Linked DNA regions of Homo sapiens: regions 1 and 2 are each linked to region 3. The links are chromatin contacts, found by Hi-C or POLR2A ChIA-PET in ENCODE. All regions are on one chromosome and are shown on one strand. Each heading gives the region's core, a stretch centred on a gene start or an enhancer-like site at or near the end of the contact. The rest is flanking DNA. Distances are from core to core; before and after follow the strand shown.

The links. A loop is a pair of places that touch in the nucleus more often than their neighbours do. ChIA-PET counts read pairs that join two places held with the same protein, here RNA polymerase II (POLR2A). Pooled maps may share reads with other maps.
Region 1: a pooled map shows a loop between it and region 3 (2.1-fold over the local background). The contact joins two enhancer-like sites. A Hi-C loop is called at or near these places in 2 of 50 pooled maps. POLR2A ChIA-PET finds 5 or more read pairs at or near these places in 2 of 52 experiments (OCI-LY7 and activated CD4-positive, alpha-beta T cell).
Region 2: a map with no recorded cell type shows a loop between it and region 3 (18-fold over the local background). The contact joins two enhancer-like sites. A Hi-C loop is called at or near these places in 4 of 37 single-sample maps with no recorded cell type and 3 of 50 pooled maps.

The regions. Positions count from the first base shown.
Region 1 is chr9:133,141,685-133,146,083 of GRCh38, forward strand. It overlaps a transcript of RALGDS not described here. Among named protein-coding and RNA genes, the nearest start is that of GBGT1, 20 kb to the right of the region's middle. RefSeq lists enhancers at 625-904, 955-1,004, 1,404-1,533, 1,584-1,673, 2,126-2,685 and silencers at 2,832-2,931, 2,962-3,081. Within about 2 kb of position 2,772, at least 27 of the 41 ENCODE cell types and tissues checked have a DNase peak (open chromatin) inside an H3K27ac peak, as active enhancers do.
Region 2 is chr9:134,388,197-134,392,991 of GRCh38, forward strand. The region is part of intron 1 of RXRA (retinoid X receptor alpha); the gene reads left to right. Among named protein-coding and RNA genes, the nearest start is that of MIR4669, 11 kb to the left of the region's middle. RefSeq lists enhancers at 2,067-2,116, 2,477-2,566, 2,947-3,046, 3,097-3,586, 3,627-3,836 and a silencer at 4,787-4,795. Within about 2 kb of position 2,500, at least 7 of the 41 ENCODE cell types and tissues checked have a DNase peak (open chromatin) inside an H3K27ac peak, as active enhancers do.
Region 3 is chr9:133,820,856-133,825,229 of GRCh38, forward strand. The region is part of intron 4 of VAV2 (vav guanine nucleotide exchange factor 2); the gene reads right to left. Among named protein-coding and RNA genes, the nearest start is that of SARDH, 85 kb to the left of the region's middle. RefSeq lists enhancers at 1,869-1,918, 2,259-2,348, 3,399-3,508, 3,641-4,374. Within about 2 kb of position 1,461, at least 3 of the 41 ENCODE cell types and tissues checked have a DNase peak (open chromatin) inside an H3K27ac peak, as active enhancers do.

The sequences.
Region 1 (4,399 bases), core at 1,522-4,021, 680 kb before region 3:
CTGGTCCCCTCACTCTCCTGCCCCAAGGCCCCAGTAGGTGACATAATTCACAGGGCAATGTTTATGCACTGAACGGTAAACACACAGGCAGAGGGGTAGATGGGCCACCAATGGGGAAACTGAGGCCAGCGAGAAGGGACACACTAAGGTCACATAGTCAGTCGGTATCAAAGTTGGCCCAGAACCACAGTCCCCTGTTCCAAGGGCTGTACCCAGCCCAACCACAACCTGGCATGCCATCCAGCCCCAGGCCAGGGAGCCCACGGCTGCAGGGCGGCAAAGCACACGGTACCACACGTGGTACCCCATGGCCCCACACACTCTGGCTGGCACCGAGCCATCGCTGTGCTTTCTGACCTTGCGTTTTCTGACATTCTGCCACTGTCAACTCTCACTCAGGTATCCAGGAAGCGGCCTCTGTTGCTAGGGGACTGGCTTGATGCCGGGTGGCTGGCAGAGTGGGGAGATGGGGAGGGGGGAGTGGACTGGGGTGTCCCTCAGGAAGGATCCAGGGGCAGAGTCTACTGGGTCCTGTGTCAGGGTGGAGGGCCATGAGAAGTATCTGAGGAAACTCAGCAGGTCAGGCCCCTTCCTCCCCAGGCTCTAATGAAGGTCCTGGACCCTGGTCTCTGCATTTTCTCTTTCAGCCTCAGAGTCTTCTTTTTGGGCCAGGGGTGGGTGTGCGCTGGTGGGGGTTGGAAGTGAGCCATCGGAAAGCCCATCGGAAAGCCCCAGCCCGGAGCCTTCCTGCAGGCAAGTATTTTGGGGGCCAGCAGTTGCCAAGCAACTGCTCTGGGTTGCCACGGGAACACTCCCTTTTTTCTGGGGCTTGTCATTCTTAGGGGGATGCCACAATGCTTCCCGTTCCCTTTCCTCTCCACTTCCTCACCCTGGCTTGGCTGCCCTGGGAGGGGACACTGGGAGTCCATAAGCTCACACCCCACCCCTATGGGGGGGCCCACATACCCCTGGCCCTAAGACTCTTTGAGGCTCCAGAATCAAGAACCCCCAAAATGCAAAGCCCAGAGTCCAAGGCCTTCATTAGAGCAGGGAGACGATGAAAGGGGCTCATTAGCTCTGTTTATGTCTCCTTGCCGCCATTAACCACCACTTGGGGCCTAGGGCCTCCCAGCCCCGCCCTGCCCAGCAGCCGGGCCCAGCCCTGACCGTTGGAAGGCCACTGTAATTGGAAGGAATGTGGTCCTGGTGCCTGGCCCTTCCCAGGCTTGTGTGCACACGGGGAGGCGCCATTGCCAAGCTGCCACTACCTAGCTGTGGGAGTTCCTTCCCCTTCCAGTGCCTCAGTTTCCCCACCTGGAAGTGAGGATGGCAGTGGCACTTATCTTGCAGAGTGCTGAGCAGATACAAGGGACACTTTAGCACAAGGCCTACAGGCTGGCTGTCATCACCAGGCACCTCTGCAGCAGGGGACAGAGGGAAGGACTCTGTGGAGAATAGTCCTGTGGCTAGCGTGCAATGGTGACTGACCACGCCACTGATGGCAGAGTGGCCACTGAATCCAGGTCCCCAGGCTCGCAGCCCATGCCTTCTCCACAAGATCTGTCTGCCCCATACCCCTGAGCCTTCCACAGAAGCCAGGGTGCTTCCCACAGGCCAGGCACCCAGCGCCAGCCAGGTGTACAGAGGCCAGTATCTGCTGTGTGAATCAATCGCTGAACCAACTGTCAAGGACCAGCAGCCTCAGGGGCGGGCCTGGTAGCTCGGTGAGCGAGGAGGTGGTGGGAGGGCCTTGTGCGGGTAGGGAGGTGACAGTAAGAAATGGCCTCTTGCTGGATGCAGTGTCTCAAGCCTTTAATCCTAGCAGTTTGGGAGGCCGAGGCGGGGGGAATCCCTTGAGCCCAGGTGTTTGAGACCAGCCTGGGCAACATGGTGAAACTGTTTCTACAAAAAAAATCCAAAAATTAGCTGGGAGTGTTGGCGTGCACCTGCCGCCCCAGCTACTCTGGAGGTCTGAGCCCAGGAGGTCGAGGACGCAGTGAGCCGTGATCTGGCCCCTGCACTGCAGCCTGGGCCACAGAGCAAGACCCTGTCTCAATAATAATAATAATAATAATAATAATAATAATAACAACAACAACAACAATAATAATAATAATAATAATAATAATAATAATAAAATAAAGGAATGGCTTCCACTCATTCCACTCCTGGGCCAGCGGCCCGCTGTGCACTCCGCTCCCTTTCGCTGATGCCATGTGAGCAGCTCCATGGCGGGGACCTGACCCCTGCTCCTCAGCCCCACACTGCCTCGCCCCTTTGTATATCAAAGGCGCCTCTGAGGGGCTGTGCTGACCCCCACCAGGAGCAGCAGGACCACCTCAGGCATCCCAGCTCCCCTGAGGCAGGGTCTGGGGCTGGGGTTGGGGGGAAGGACCCCTCAAGTCTCTATCTGCACAGACAGCCCACCCGTGCCCAGGGCTGCCTTCCGAGCACCCGCAGACCTGGGCCTGCAGTAACAGGAGAGCTATCTGCAAACCGCAGTGTCATCAGCCGCACGGCCTCTGGAGAGGCCTGAGAAAGGCCGGCTCAGCTTGCAGGCGAGGAACCAAACGAAAGGCAAACTCCTGGCCCCTGCAGCCTCGCAGGTCCCCTATCCCTCCTCCCTGCCTTCCTTTCCGCCCCGCTGACACCACGGTCTGCAAACCATGGTCCTCCTCGCCACCCCTGTCACCTCCTCCTCCGCCCCCCGCCGGCCTCCGACGCAAAGTCGCCACCCAGTCACCCCGCCTCGGCCCCGCCTGGTTTGATTTCCTCCCGTGTGTGTCACCCATGAGGTGGCCGTGCCCCTGGCCTGTTTACAGCTGTGCGCAAGCTCCTCGCGACCCGAAAGCGAGACCTTTGTCTGCGGCAGCTCCGCGCCGGGCTGGGCGGCCGCACGGGAGGGCACAGCGCCACCTGCTGGTGCTGCCGCCAGAGCGCGCCAAGCTGAGGAGCAGGCGGGCTCCGCTCACGCCCCCACACCCCCTGGCTGGGGGCTGGGTTCCTGCGATGTCTTCCGACTCCCCGCTGCTCCCCTAGTCCCCGTAGGCACGCGGGTACCCGGCCTTTGGGAGGGGGATCATTCCCAATACTCCTGTTACGGGTTGAACTGTGTCCCTGAACAAAAAGATCTCTGGTACCCGTGAATGAGATCTTATTTGGAAATAGGGTCTGTGCGGATAGAATCCGGATGAGGTCATACTGGATTAGGGTGGGCCTTAATCCAATGACTGCTATCCTTATGATAACAGGGAAAATTGGACAGACACGCACAGGCGGACAGACACGAACTGATGAAGGCACAGTTTGCAGTCACACGTCTACAAAACCAGGAACGAATGCCAAGGAAACTGGCAGCCACCAGAGGTTGGAAGATGCAAGGAAGTATCCTCTCCTAGAACCTTCAGAGACAGCATGGCCTTGCTGACCCCTGGATTTTGGACTTCTGGCCTTTAGAACTGTGAGAGAATACATTTCTGTTGTGTTGAGCCACCCAGCACTTTGTGACAGCAGCCCAGGAAGCTGACCCGATAGACACTGGTCCCAGTCATCACCCTCTGTGCCATCACCACACCTCCCCTCCACGAATCAACCACGACCACAGGACACCTCCTTCTGGAATCTCTCTGTGCCCACGCACTCCCCAGATGAGCACTTCCCCTTCCCCTGGCAACTCCCCGGATTCTTGTTACCCCCACCCCCCGCCCCGGCATGGCCTGGGCCCAGGAGACAGATACGAAATGAATGAGTGAATATCCACCTTTGCTACTTCGTCATATTCAGATGTTCGTAAAAATCTGTATGTTCGTCATATTCAGATGTTCGTAAAAATCAAGTGGCAGCAGTGCTGGGGGTTAAGGAAATGGGGAGAGTGATGGCAGATGTGTGAGGGGAGACAAGGGGCACTTCCAGGTACTCACAGCCACCCTGGGAGCTGGGACAGCCAACCAGTGTGTTCTCATGCTCCCAGCCCCTGAGGCTCAGAGAGGGGAAGCCATCTGGGTCACCAAGCTCCTGCCTCTTGCCAGTTCTGTGACCCCAAACTAGCCATTGTGCCTTTCAGGGCCTCCCCAGTCTCCTGACCTGCACAATGGGGATGGTTCTAACGTCTACTTCCTGGGGACATCACCACGCTAATGTGAGACAATACTACAAAACCTGTTAGCTGCCTCACAGACTTAGAGATGGAAGGATTAGGAAGGAAAAGGGCCTTCAGAGACTGCAGGGTCCTGCTGACCCCTGGATTTTGGACCTCTGGCCTTTACAACTGTGAGGAAAGAAACTTCTCACAGGGGCGAGACACAGCCCGGAATACAAGTCGGACAGGCTGGGCACTGGTGCTGTGATCTGGGGAAAGTCACTCCCTTCTTGGTCTGGTTTCCTCATTTGCACCATGAAC
Region 2 (4,795 bases), core at 1,250-3,749, 570 kb after region 3:
GTGCACTTCCGTCAGGGGTCCTAGGCTGTTAGACTGTGCTCTTCGTCAGGGTTGGGGGATGTCTTTGGTGTTCTCAGCTAGAAGCAGTGTGTGTGTGAGTGTGTATGTGCATTTGCGTGCACAGGCACACGTGTTGGGGTCACTACGGGCATCTGGTGCTGGGTCAGGCACTCTGAGCGTCTCCTGAAGCGCACTTACTGTCTCTTCTGGGAATGACTTGGGATGTTGTTCTGCTCTCACGCAGGAGTGGGGCCCAGGGTCTGTTGTATTTTTGGCTGCTGGACTTTGATTTGTGCACCTTTCCCCATGGCCTCCTGGTGACGGTCCTTTCTCCCACGATTACCTCTGTCTGACTGCTTGTCCTCTGGGGAGTCATCTGAGGCATCAGGTTAGTGTTGTGTGTGAAGCTGAGTCAAAGACCCTGAGCAGGAGCCTCTCCTGTGAGTCAGGCGCATGGAAGTTTTAGCTTGTGGAGTTGGTGGCCGCCATTCTGGGCGCATCGGGCTCTCCCGGCCCCTTTCCCTGGTCTTCCTGCACCTGGATGGGGAGGGGAGTCATCCTTCGATGTCCTTCCTCTGCCTCCTCCTCCTTGTGAGCCAGGTGACAGCCGGGTGCCCTGGGGCAGATGCTGAGGGTCTCCAGGTGTCTGGAGGCTGTGAGTTCTCTGGAGGGACAGAGCCCCCTCCCTGCTTGGTGGGGGCTGCTGCTTGACGGACTGGGTGTGGGTCAGAAGCCCTGGAAGACACATTTCTGGCTCCTCTCCTTCGTGCTGGATGCCCCAGAGGGCTGAGACCCGGTGACCTGCCTCCTCCAGGGTGGCCTCAGGCCTGTGTCCACTCACCTCCCTGCCAAGCTCTGGTCCTCCAAGGAGGGGTTTGGTCTCCTGGGTCCTCCTCGGAGAGTCACATCCGCCACCTGGCCGGTCCTGTCGTGGACGCCCTCAGCTCGCTCCCGTCCCCTGCCCCTCTGGATGGCACAGACTGCACGTTGTTGCCATTTCACGGAACCCGTTTTCCCGGATTTGTCAGGAGGGGAGAGAATGGTGGAAATGCAGTTTTGCTGGGTTCCCTGCACACGTGGGCGCTGGCTTTGGTCACCCCCGGGGGGTTGCTCGTGGGATCCAGAGAAGTGGACGTTGGTGAGGCCAAGCAGGCTGGGAAGGGTGCTGGACAGGGACAGCAGAGGCCTGGCCCCAGGGGGTTAGGGGGCCAGGGCTTGGGCGCCTCTGTCCCGGGCTGGGGGCTTTGGACTTTGGGGGTATAATGGGGAGCCCTGGGACAGCAGAGGGCTAGCCCCAGAGGGCTAGCGGGGCCAGGGCTTGGGCATCTCTATCCTAGGCCTGGGGCTTTGGATTTTGGGGGTGTAATAGGGAGCCCTGGGAAGTTCTGATGGTGACAGAGTGGACATTCTGCCAAGTGACCAGTGGAGGGGACAGTGGTGGAGAGGGTGTGCTGAGCTGGCCTTAGCCTGGCCTGGGCAAGGTCTGGACTTGGCCATGTCTGGCTCTGCCTGTACAGAGGGGGCTGGCAGACGTTCCTGCGGGAGGCACTCTGTGGATGGGGTCACCCAGAGTCTGGACAGAGACTCCATAGCTGCAGCTGGCCTCTCCATCCCTCCCCTTCCTTCCGAGGCCCCTGGGGGCTGCCGGCTAGGCTGGGAGTTACCGTGCGTGCTAGCTGCAGCCCCGTCTCAGGTTCTTGGGGCTGGGCACCGAGGAGCAGAGAAGCTGCCTGCCACCTGTTCACCCTCGCATCTGCAGGCCAGCGGCTCGTCCCCTCCTGCTGCCACAGTACCCTGATATGTGCCGATTGGTGGGATTGGGAGGGGACACAGCGAGGCCTTGGGTCAGAGCCTTGATGAGGATGGGGGTGGCCGTCCTGGGGGCAGCAGGCCGGAGCCTGCGCTTGCCTGCATTCCCCGGCAGGATTTTTCTCTCGGCCTCCTGGGTCGGCATCTCCTTGGTGCAGGGTGGAGTCCGCTCCCCAATCCCTGGGCTTAAGGGAAGGGGAGGGGGAGTCTGACACACAGTGGGTAGGGGCCCGGGTGCCCCTAGAAGTGGCCAAGTTCAGACCTAGCCCAGGCCAGGCTAAAGCCAGCTCAGCACACCCTCCTCTCCATTGCCGTCCCTTCCACGGGTCACTTGGCGGGAGGTCCACTCTGTCGCTGCCAGAAGTTCCCAGGGCTCCCCATTACACTCCCAAAGTCCAAAGCCCCCAGTCTGGGACAGTGGGTGGGGGGCCAGGCCCTACACAGCAGGCACGGCAGCCAGGAGGGAGGTTTCTGAGGCTCAGCCTGTGGGGCCTGTGGCGCCTGTGGCCACGGGGTGGTTTGTCTCGCTCAGAGTGGTGATGAGCCTGACCCGGGCCCTCAGCAAGTTTCTGCGGGGCAGGAGGGACGTGCTGAGGCTGAGCTCGGAAGAGGCAACTCTGGGTGCAGTTGAGCCTCTGGGCTGGTGTCGTTGAGCTCCGCCGCAGCCCTGGGAGTGGCAGAGGCAGGGAGGGCGCCCATGTTGGGGTTGTGATGGGGGAAGTCCTGCTCAGCGGGCTGACGTCCCGTTCTTGGTCTGTCTCATGGGTGAGGCCCTGTCCCCCGTCTGCAGATGCCCCGCCAGTCAGGCCCCTGCACATGACAGGCATCCGGCTCAGGTGCGTGGGTGGTAAGCCTCTTCTGTGGGAAGGATGCTGCGTGCTAGGGTGGGCCTGGGCTTATGGCACGGGTGTGGAGGGGATTCTTGGAAAGCCGGCACCAGCTGGAGAGGGTCCCCACTGCCAGCCTTGGGTGCTGAGCAGGTGCTCTGTCCTTCAGGGGTTCCCTGCCTGGACTCTGTCCACCGCGTGGCCCCGGTGGCCATGCCCTGCCTATTCTAAGCACCGGTGCCCCCATCTGCAAATGGTGCTGCTCAGCGGGCCGTGGGAAGACTGGGGATGTCCCCCAGAGAGGCCGGCCCCATGCCAGGCCCCAGGACATGCCTGGGGGAGCATCCTCTGCCCTGATCATTTCAGAGTCCCCGACTGAACCATCGTGTTGGCCTCTGGCATGGAGCTGGCCACGCTCCACCACAGGTGGGACCTGAGGAACTGCAGGGGTGTTCCTGAGCCAGGTGGCCGTGCACATGAAGGTGGAGACGAGAGCCGCCCTGAGGGTGGAAAGCCTGGCCGTTCCACGACAGAGCTGCTGGCAGCGGTGGCAGGGCCTCTGAGCCACCGAGAGCAACATGGCTCAAAATGAAACAAGAATCATTTCTTTTCCTGTTGAAGGGAAACTACCCCCAGGAGCCCACAGGCTGGGGGCCCCCTCGCCACACAGGCGGGCTGTGGGGCAGGCGGGGTTTCTCCAGGAATTCCCCTGCTTCCCACTCACCCTCCTCGAAGGTCTGGCCCTGTGGTGGTGCTAGACACAGTTCAGGGGTACGGCCTGGAAGGGAGGCTGCGCTGCCCAGGAGCCCCTGCCTGGCCCTGGAGAGGTGAGCATTCTGCCAAGTCCCCGAGCTGGTACCCGTCCTCCAAGGTGGGCGTCATTGCTGGAACTCTCAGGGCTCATGGGTGTCTGCTGTGTCTGGCCACCCTGGTGGTCGAGGGGTGGCCAAGGGGTGGACCGAGGCTTCAGAAAGCCAGGCCTCCAGGCGTTGACCCGGCAGCTCTTGTTCCGGGCTTGGAAACATCTCGCCTCCTTGAGCCCTGGTTCCTCCCCTGCAGGACGGGGGCAGGAGGAGCGGCTCCCCCTTGTCACCACACTTCTGTGAGCTCATGTAATGAAATGTTGGCCTGGCGTGCACCTGCAGTTAGGTGTTTGAGCTGTGGTAGCTGCGGCCTACGGCAGCTCTTCTACCACATGATGGAGTCTGTGTGTTTGCAGGGGGCCGTGACAGTCACCTGGCTTGGTGCAGTGTGCAGGGCAAGCCCCGGTGTCAGAGCCTCCATTTTGCAGAGGGGGAGGGTGGGAAGGACGTCACATGCAGGCGATTGGGGCTCCCAGCTTCCTGGTGGCCCCACGCCTTTGGTCACGCCCTTTCCGTGACTCCGCTTCTTTCCACGGGGACTCTGCCAGGACTGGGGCTTGACTCCCGCCCTCCCACCCTCCTAGCCTCTGCCCCAGGCAGCAGATGGGTGGTCTGCTCACGATGCCCCGGGGGGAATGGCCGTACAGGGGCACAGGTCAGCTTACCGAGTGTCTCCGGCCTTGTGGCTGGAAAGCAGCTCTCAGGACTCTCCGGGGCCCCTTGGCATCTTTCTAGGTGGGTGGCCCTGAGCCCACCTCCTCCCTGTACCCCCATGGCAGGAGCTCCTTTTTGGGAACCAGTGGAGCGAGCGTGGCTGGACAGGCCTGGCCCCAGAGCTGCGCGATTTCCATCACGGCTCTCCTCTGGCTTCCTCCTTGGCGCTGGCTGGGCCAAGCCCTCCTGACTTCTGGGTCCCTGGGATGGGTGGGTGACTCCGTCCATGAGGCTACCTGAATTCTCGCTTACCCTAGCCATCTTTAGGCTGGGGGATGTGGGTGCTTCCTGGTAAAATCAGATGCCCTGTAGCTCTCCTAAAAGGGCCAGCCTCAGATTTGCGGTCCCTGGTCCTGGCCCCTGGGTTCAGGACTTCATTTTGGCCGTGCGGGTTGCACCTTGGGGATGGGCGTCCCTTGAGGTTTGTGCCAGTCGTGGGAGTGGAGGAGTAGCGGCTGCGTTGGGAACCCGTCCCTGGGCAGGCACTCTGGGATGGGGCTCCGAGTCCCACAGTCACTGGCCGGTCATTGCCAGCCCCTCAGCCCTCTAGGGACAGACCCTGCCTGCTCGTCCCTGTTAGGG
Region 3 (4,374 bases), core at 211-2,710:
TCCCATTGTGCAAGGACCCTCACCTCAGCGTTCTCACTAGACATGAGCTTGACGAGAACTCAGCGAAGACGCGGCACACGGAACCAGAGCGCCAGCCCCACATGGCCCTCCACGCAATCCCACAGGGGAGGGGCCGGGCTGTCGTGCCTTCCCTCTGGACCCAGCCCACTCTCCCCCAGTCCTTGAAAAGCACCTCAAGGCCCTGCCACGTCTGCAAGTGGCTCTGGAATCTCCGTGGCACAATTACATCACTCTCCTGTGGCTCTGTGGCAGGCTGCTGTGTCACACACTGATCCTTTTCACATCAGTGTCTCGGCTAGAAAGAAGCGTGTGGAGGCTCCGTGTCATCAGAGGCTATACTTCGTGGAAAAACTCCACACCCATGCCACACCAGTGTCTGGTCCACAGAGCAGGCCAGTCCTCATCACTTCGGAACAGGCGGGCCGCAGTGGGTCTCTTGTTGGCAGGAACTTGACTGTCGCTCCTGAGCCCCTGGAGGGGAGGCAGCGAGGGAAACTAGGGTTGTCTTTGTAGCCCTTCCTGTTTCTAGCTCTGTAACTGCAACCAGGATAACCTAAGCTTCGGTTTCCCATCTGCAACAGGAGAGTGACAGTTCCAAGGATCAGCCATCATGTACAAGACCAGTAGAGGCTGAGCATACAGTAGGTGCTCAATAAGTGGGAGCATGGCCTATCACCCCAGAGGGCGAAAGGAGGGGCTCATTCAATGAGACGGCATTTAGCACAGGGGCCGGTCTCAACACATAGTGTGGTCAGCATTAAAAATGACAGATTTTTTAAAACCTAGGAGACTAAAAAGTTGGATGGGGGTTGGTGCTGCGTTAGTTCCTGCTCAGCTGTGTTGCTTTTGTGGGTTTCAGGGATCATTCTTCTCTGTCCAGTGGTCCATGAGGAGGCCCGAGATGGCCAGGCAGGAATGTGGAAGCCCAGACGTGAATGGGCCTCCACGGCCAGACCTGGGCCCCAGCCCAGCTCCCTCCACCCCAGGCCAGTGACCACCCCTCCTTCCTTCCTGCCCCGTCTCATCCTTTCACTCCTGCTGTTTTCTGGGAGTCAGCTGCGCTGACAGATGCTAAATCCCGACCATTATTTTTGTCCTCACAATAGCTTGAAATCTTCCAGGAGGGGCCCCGAGCACGGCTGTAGCTCTCCAGGGACGGCAAAACCTGCCACCTTCACCTTCTGCCCGAGACCCTGAGGCCCCAGCCCAACAACCTCGCCCACCTGCCCCGATTCTGTTACAGAAAGGCAGCTGCTCAGAGGCCATTGCCCCCGCCGCCCACAGAAAATCAAAAGAAAACCAACAAACTCTGCTTTCTGCCCCTGGTGAGCCTGTGTGTTTACGGCGGACATAAAATAGTGTTGCTGACAGGCTGGGATGCGCCGCACTGGCCCCGGGCTGTCTGATGCTGCCAAGCAGGGTACCAAGCTGCCATTAGTGTGTTACTAGGAAACCGAGTCGGATGTTTCCTGACCTCCGTCCACACCTCAGGGTGCTTCATCCCCAGGGGACTGGGGTGGGGGCAGCAGAGAGAAGGCGCATCGAGCCTCTGAAGAAGCCGGCTGGGAACTGGATGGTGTGCATGTGGGGAAGGACGGACGGAGAGATAGACAGACAGACAGACAAGAACCGCTTTACACATCAGGGAGCTTGTTCTCACACGCCCTGGCAGACCCTCACCACGACCCATGAGGGAGGGAGGCCTTGCTTTTTCTACAGGTGGGGAAACCAGGGCTCAGAGAGGGCATGAGAGTCACCCAGCTCGCCAAGCCACATAGGCGGGTACCTGCACAGGCCCCAGCTACCAGATTCCCGGAAGGAGACCCGTCCACCGGACTGTCCCTCCTGGCCGTAACTCCCTCTTTTTGGGGGCTTCTTTCTAAGCAGTAAAAGAGCCTCCCACCATCTAAAAATATTCAGGAACCAAAAAAGAACAGCCCCTGGGCCAGGTCACAAGGACTAGGCCCAGGGGAATGTCCCGGGCCACAGCACAGGGTTTCATTTCCCCCTCTGCTATGTGAGGCATGCTGTGTGACCTCCGGCAAGTCACCTACCCTCTCTGAGCCTTAATTTGTGCAACTGCAAAATGGGGGCTGGAGCACCCACCTTGCAGAGTTGTGAGGGCTGAGATGAAGCGGCAAAGCCCAGGGCCTGGCTCTCAGGGGACAGGAGCAGGGATTGTCGAACAGCGTATGGACCTATGGCTCAGATCCTCCAGTATGGGAATCGTGAATGCTCTCGGGACCTCATTATCCCCAGCCCTTCCTCCTACCACAGTGAACCAGGCCCAGGCCTAGTTAGGTGTCCTCTCTGTGCTCTGCTCCTTTATGAATGACCCTTATGGAGCGTTTATCTCAGCAGTGAGAAACAGAAGCAGGAAGACAAGGGAAAGTTGGTGGCAGAGACTGTCCTGCTGTCCTTTCTAAGCATCTGGTGAAGGTGAACTTCAATTCAGCCTGGTAGGGTTGGGGGCTGCCTCTTAGAGAAGGTGACCTGTGGGTTGGGTTTTGTAGAATGAATAGGAGTTGGGCAATCGATATAGGAGATACTACGTACGTGATGGGACTTCTACAATAAAACCCAGCATGTGACGCTTGTTCATTTTAGAGCAATATTTCTTAAGTGCCACTGTGTGTCAGTCAGATCTACGCTGAATACAAGGGAAATAACGTCAAAAGGGAGAAGTCTTCCTCTTCCTGGAGTTCCAGAACAGCACGAGGAGGGCGATTTAGAGGGGGAGGGACCTTCATCAGACACAGCACAGCCCTCTCATTCGGGCCGAAGCCCAGCTGCCTACTCCTTCCTGGAAAATGGCAAGATGAATGCGTATGTCTTTAAAGCTGCCCTTCTGCGCCGGTCCCCTCCCTCTGCAGAGACTGCATTAAATGAGACCAGAGAGTTGCTGTGACCGAATCAGTCCTGAAAGCACTCGAGTTTAACGAGGTATTAAAAATGAAAACCCCTGGAAGTCCCAGGCCATACCTGCTCACACACACACGGGAATGCGGAGCGGGCAGGGTGGTCACGCGCACCTGCTCTGCGTGCGTCAGAGGGTTCCCCTGCGATCTCCCACTGAGAAGGAACAAACGGCCTCTCCCTCAGTGGTGGGGGTGGGGGAGCAGGGTTTCGAGGTCACTGAAGCCCCCAGCCACGTGGCAGCAGGGCCTCTGGAGACAGCTGGGGCCCACTGTGGTGCCAGAGTACCAAGGGGCCCACAAGATGTCCGAGGGGGGCAGGGAGGGTCCCTGAAAGTGTGGGGCTCTCATCCCAACGAGCTGCGGTCTCCACAGCCAGCCCCACAGGGAAGTGCTGATGGCTCTGTTAACAGGGAAGGTGCGGACAGGGAGCTCCCGCCCAGCAGTCCCACAGCCACCTCCCGACGGGGACTGGGCTTGTCTAGACCACAGGAGCGAGAAAGGCTGGACTGCCTACAGAGGATCCCCACCGAGCCAGGTCCACCAGCCCTCAGTTCCCGAGAACAGACACAGCAGAGACCAGGACCCTCCTAAAACCCCAGCCCAAAACGGCCCTCAGTTCCCGAGAACAGACATAGAAGAGACCCAGCCAGGACACTCTTAAAACCCCAGCCCAAAACAAGGTAGTGACTGGCCTGGCACAGGGGGTAAGAGCAGGTTTCCTAAATCACACTTTGGCAAATCCTACGCACTCTTCAAAATGAACACCTCCTCCAGGAAGGCTTCCTGCCCTCCTGGCTTGTCAGGGTCTGCCCCCAGAGGCTGCTGCCTGGACAGCACATGTGGGAGGTAGAGGAACCTCGAGTGAGAAGTGCAGGGGCCCACAACGGGGTCCCAGGTCCCAGGTCTGTGGGGCAGGGAGGGCTCCTTTAGCCACCCCTGGGGTTAGGGAGGGGTGGTCTGACAATGACCCTTGGAGAGACAGAGCTGGGCTCAAATTGCAGCTCTGCCCCCTAGTTCTGTACGACTCTGACCAGGTGCCTTCCTCTCTCAGAGCCCCGTCTCCTTCCTGTCCAGCGAGAGGGCTCAGGGCCCGGCCTGCAGCGCTCAGGGAGATGCAACTGGAAGCGTCTTGACAGAGGGACCCTCCGGGGACGCTGGCTTCATTCACTCCATTCTGCCAGTCCCCACAGAGGCCTGGCCTCACAGAGTCACACCGAGGAGCAAGAGACCCTTGGCAGCATTTGAGGGAGCCACATGCGGCCAAGGAGAAGCCCAGGTGGGGCCGAGCACGCAGTCTTAAAGGGTCTGTTGTGCAAATGAGGCACCACGGCCAGTGGGGAGGCAGCTCCAAGGAGACAATGCCACGGTCCAGCCAGGTGTCCTTGTCGATGAAGGACCTGGGGTGGGGGGGCGGGGGACAAAGGCCTTTCTGTCC